Regions from separate parts of the Mus musculus genome. Here region 1 is linked to region 2. The links are chromatin loops, found by intact Hi-C in ENCODE. Cell type or tissue: heart. All regions are shown on one strand.

Region 1 (2,500 bases), 140 kb before region 2:
GCTGGAGTCAGGTGTGTAGCAATGGAGTCCTGTCTGGCAGCTCAGAGAGGCCACTGTAAGAAGACGGGAAAGTAAAGCCCACATTGTGTTAGAGACCCTGAGGTGCCAGAGGGGCCAGAGGGGCCCGAGCCTTGGGATATCTATCAAGGAGAGCTGCAGATAGTCTGTGGACCCAGCCCAAGAGAAAAGTATGTTACAGTCAGCAAAGATGGAAGAGTGGAGCCTTGGACATCAGGCATGGAGCTACAGGATTCAGTGTGCCCTGCTGGGTTTTGGTTCTCCTTTGGTTCCATATTTCCTAACAGCCCCTCCTTTCTTCCTTGTTTGGAATGGTAATGCATACTATGTCACTGTATGTTAGAACTATGCAGATTTTACGGGGGGGAGGGTGTTACAGTTACCTTGAGTCTTTTAAACAGTGTTGACACAGTAAAAGACTATGGAGAGTCTTGAAGTTTGACTATTTTGTATTATGATATTGCCAAGAGTCTGTGGGATCCAGAAAGTAAAAGGGGTGGTTGGAATGAGACTGTCGCTCCTCATAGGTGACATTTGAATACTTCACTTAGTAAGACTATTTTGGAAGGATTAGGACATGTGGCTCTCATTAGAAGAGGTATGGTCACTGGGGGTAGGCTTTGAGTTTCGAAAGACTCTAGTCACTCCCTGTTCCTCACGCTTGTGGGTCAGGATATCAGTTCTTGGCTACTGCTCCTATGCCTTGCCTGTCTGCCTGCCTGCCTGCCTGCCTGCCTGCCTGCCTGCCTGCCTGCCTGCCATCATGCTCCCTACCACGAGGATTGTGAATTCTAACCCTCTGGAACTGTAAAACCCCTAGAAGTCTTTCTTCTATAGGATGCCTTGGTCATGGAAAAGTAAGACATGACTCCAGTGCGTTGATGTTTAGTCCCCAAGATGGAATTCCTACTCATAGTCTCACTGTAACAGGTCCCTACACTTTTTCTTGACAGGTAAGAAATTCTCATAAGCAGTATGTAGGAAATAATCAAGAATTATTTTATAGCCAGGCATGGTGGCACACGCCTTTAATCCCAGCACTTGGGAGGCAGAGGCAGGTGAATTTCTGAGTTCAAGGTCAACCTGGTCTACAGAGTGAGCTCCAGGACAGCCATGGCTACACAGAGAAACCCTATCTCGAAAAACCAAATATATATATATATATATATATATGCACTATGGGATAATTGTTTCCAGATATTTGATAAACAGTACAGGAAAAGATTTCTTTTGACATCTACATGGTCTCAAAAAGTTCTGTGGAGTCCAGAACACACCCCGGTTCCAGGAAGATTGGCTTGTCTTTCTGAGACCTTTTGATTGCCCATTCTTTGGCACCCAGTCTCAAACTCCATCAGCTTAGGCCCCCACTTACTCAGCAGAGGGGTGGAGGGACGAGATCATTTTCACTTCCTATGCGGCCACAAGAGGGCGCACTCAGTGGACTTCTAGAACTGAGAAGGAAGCCACCGTGGGTCAGTAAAAACTGACAAAAGAAAACTTGGTTTAAAAGGTGTCGTCGGTCAACCTCCCCCTATGCCTTGCCCACCTTTTTCTTGCCATAAGATGAACGCAATCAGCGAACACTTTCAGTCTGTTCAGGCATCCTTCTTAGGATGCGAGAGATGTTGTCCTATTACAACTAGGTCTTTTGATGATGGGCATTCCCATATCCCAGGAGCTGCTCCCTACATTTTATAAGGCGAATGTCAGAGCGACGGGATTCAAGATGCCAAGAATGAGGAAAGTTAGCGCTGAGCCCTGCGCCTGGTACACAGACAATGGAGCCGGAACAAGTGTTTACCTCCGGAGATGCTGGTCTTCATTCCCGATTGTTTCTGAATAATGCCCCATCACCTCCCTTCCCCAGCGTTTGTCTAGATCTTTTCTATTCGTATTTGAATTGATCCTCGCTCACTTTTCCTTTTTTATTATTATCATTTTGCCTGGGACTTTGGATCATTATAAGATTGCGGGTAATGACAGACTGTAATTAAGCTTAACACAGATTTTTCTTTTAGGAGAGAGAAGAATCCACCAACTGAAACTCAGATTGCCTGGGCTGTAATTTGTGGCGCTGTCACAAAGGGGTCCTTTTCCGCATGGTGCGCAGCGGTGATGAGCAAGCGCTGGGCCGAGGGTGTGCGCTTCTCTCACACGCTCTGGAGCGAGCTGCAGGACTCGTAAATAGCTAAGTATAGCTTGAAGCTGATTACAGGCCCGATCCTCCTATTGTGCCTCATCACTTGTCATTGTTGAGGCGGCAATTGCCGCTCCACGTTTCTCTTTGTGGCTGGCTGCAGCCGGTTTCCAGGACAGGAGGAGCCCTGAGATGCCGAGACTGGTTCTTCCCGCCGGATGGGCGTGGCAGGTGTTGGCGATGAGATTAAGAGCAGACTCCCAGGATAGACACCTGTTGCCCCAGAATTGCTGTTTATGCACGATCTCTGTCCATGGGGGGTGACAGGAGTCTCTGAGGCCA
Region 2 (2,500 bases):
CCTGTTGGAGGGTCTATGTGATAACAGCTATGCCCATATGCTTTAAAACATGTCAAGTACATCTGAAGGATTCCATTGCTAGTTGACGCCATAAGGCTGCTTAGATATAAACACCATGCCGCTGGTCTCCAGCACTGCTGGATAGATGAATACTCACTTTCATCTGACCTAACCCGTCAACAGTTACGGAACTGTCTCAAATGAAGCTTTTCTGTGTTAGCTTGTTTTTAAAAACATTGGGTCTCACTATGCTGCTCAAGTGATCCTCCTGCCTCAGCCTCCCGAGTAGCTGGGACTATTTCAGGCCAACACCACCAAGTTTATCACTTTTTTCCCCCACAGCCAATATAAGGAATGAGTCCAGTGTTTCAGCAACACTGAAGGAGGGAGTTTTTATTTTAACATAAGGAGGTGGCTAACCCCTACTGGTTCTTCCTTCTGCAACTAGACCAGCACACCAAAACACACCCTCAGGCTTCCAAAATCAGCTCGGCTTTGGTTATTTTGAACAGGGTCTTGCTGTGTTGCCATGGCTGGCCTGGCAACTCACTCAAAAGAAAACTTTTCATTTGTTTTTCAAGGGCCTCTATGCCAGAAGTGGTGGTAGATGCTTGTAGTCCCAGCACTTAGGAAGCAGAGGCAGGAGGACTACCCCAAGTTTGAGGCCTGCCTTCTTTACATAAGCAATCTCCAGGCCAACCACAGCAACACTGCAAGACCCTGTTCAAACAAAACAAAACAAAACAAAGCCGAACCAGTGCCACTGCTAAGCAGGTCAAAGGCCCTTCGTCTTAAGCCGTGACCTACACTCAGTCCCTGCTCCCACAGATTGTCCTCTGACGTCCACTCACACATGCCATGGCACATGCACACTCAAATACATGTAAGAGCAAAGTGTTTAATATGGTTTATGTTAAAACATAAAAAGGGGAGCTTCTTTACCTTTAGGTAACAAGTGACCACATAATTCCCAATACAGAGGTTTCTAAACAAATACTAACAGTAAAGTAATGCATGTGACTATTCCTCAGCACGTGGACAGACAGAGGACAAAACACGGATGGTGGCTCCCATCTGAGTGATATGCAGGCTACAAGAGCAGCACTGAGTACAGGCAGACCTCACCTTTCTCTCCTTCAACAGCTTCCTGTAGCCACTGCAGCCCAGTGACAGCAAGGTGATGAGGACGTCTAAGGACGGCGAGGCTGAGGCTCTTCCTGCAAACAGACGGACAGGGTGTGTGAAGGAGGCTGACGGGAGGACTCGCCACAGAAGGCTATGTGCATGTGCAGTTTTGCCCATTAGTTACTTTCCCATAAACCAAGTTATCTACTGACCTGGATACATCTTGCTGATGTCCTGAATGAAGGGCTCATTAAAGCCAGCAATTATAGCACCACCTACTGGAACCATAAAATTTTTGTCCAAGCTCTGAACGAAAGCATCAATTCTACCAACCCGAGCCCCCTAGAATCAAATAACATGTGGGTCACATGTTAGTCACGGTGAGGACAGACAACTGCTATTAACAAGTAAAGGCCACAAGAACAACAACAAAATCATGTTCTACAAAATATACATACAAATTTAATTTCATTTCCACATTTGCAAAGGCTGCTACTAATTTTACCTTAATTTTGAAGTAAAAATGAGTACCCCTAAAACAGTGCATAGACCTTTTTTCAAAAGCAGGTGAAGGACTGTAATTGTCTTTGCAGTAGGGCAAGTACAGGATTTACAGGACTAAACCACAGCTCTGAGAGGTGCTCATTATAAGCAGAACACCGGCACTCTGCAGTGACAACTGTTCTCACAGATTAATCACCAACTCATAACCCCTGGGAAGCAGGTGGGATTTCATTACCAGCAGGAGTAGGAATTCCTGTGTAACAGCTTTTTACCTTAAAACTGAGAAAGAGACAAAGCATTTCCCCATGCCCTGCACCTGTGTCCTTTATTTGACAATAAGGTCTGCAGTGATTAAGTAGTTTAAATACTAGCATCACAATCTAATAAACTACAGCTGCCCAAAGTGCCAAGCAGCTAGAAAATTAAGTGCCTCTCTCTGATCTATGCCTAGCATAATGTTTTCTTTTTAGGTTTGTTTGTTTGTTTCTCTGTGCTGAAGACTGACCCAGGGCCAGACAAGCCATCGAATCCAAGCCTAGACTTCAAACAACAAGCTCTACTTCCATAATGACTTTGACCACAAAAGAGAAGCCACATTTTATGTTTATCATCGACAAAGGGCCATTTCATTTGTATATTCCTGGCAGCTCCAGGCGATGCTTCTCCATACCTTGTGGTCCTTAATTCTGTGACCTTAGACAGTCTCGTTCCATGGCGAATGAACTTGAAATGGAGTCTAATATCCCGGCACAGAGCGGAACATGCACCTACTAGAAACGTGGAACCAAGTTCTGCTTCCCATTCGACACAGCTGTGACCTTCTGTCTAATGTGGTGCAATTTTCTCCTCTTAAAAATGGAGATACTATCTA

The links. Peaks named below come from ENCODE experiments on the same cell type or tissue, not always from the same donor. Only the 100,000 strongest peaks of a DNase experiment are listed, where the experiment ranks them.
Region 1: a loop joins it to region 2, with 4 times the contacts of the local background. A loop is called at or near these places in 8 of 42 quality-filtered maps.

The regions. Positions count from the first base shown.
Region 1 is chr5:52,513,997-52,516,496 of GRCm38, forward strand. No RefSeq gene overlaps it. Among named protein-coding and RNA genes, the nearest start is that of Ccdc149, 44 kb to the left of the region's middle. In heart, a CTCF peak has its summit at 1,441 (motif pointing right); a DNase peak (open chromatin) is centred at 1,435; H3K4me3 peaks cover 1,019 bases; H3K27ac peaks cover 327 bases; H3K27me3 peaks cover 125 bases.
Region 2 is chr5:52,654,889-52,657,388 of GRCm38, forward strand. It overlaps Sepsecs (Sep (O-phosphoserine) tRNA:Sec (selenocysteine) tRNA synthase), which reads right to left. Exons shown (of 11, transcript NM_172490.4): 7 at 1,338-1,467; 8 at 1,126-1,217. Among named protein-coding and RNA genes, the nearest start is that of Sepsecs, 14 kb to the right of the region's middle. In heart, a CTCF peak has its summit at 1,404 (motif pointing left); no DNase peak of the experiment used is centred here.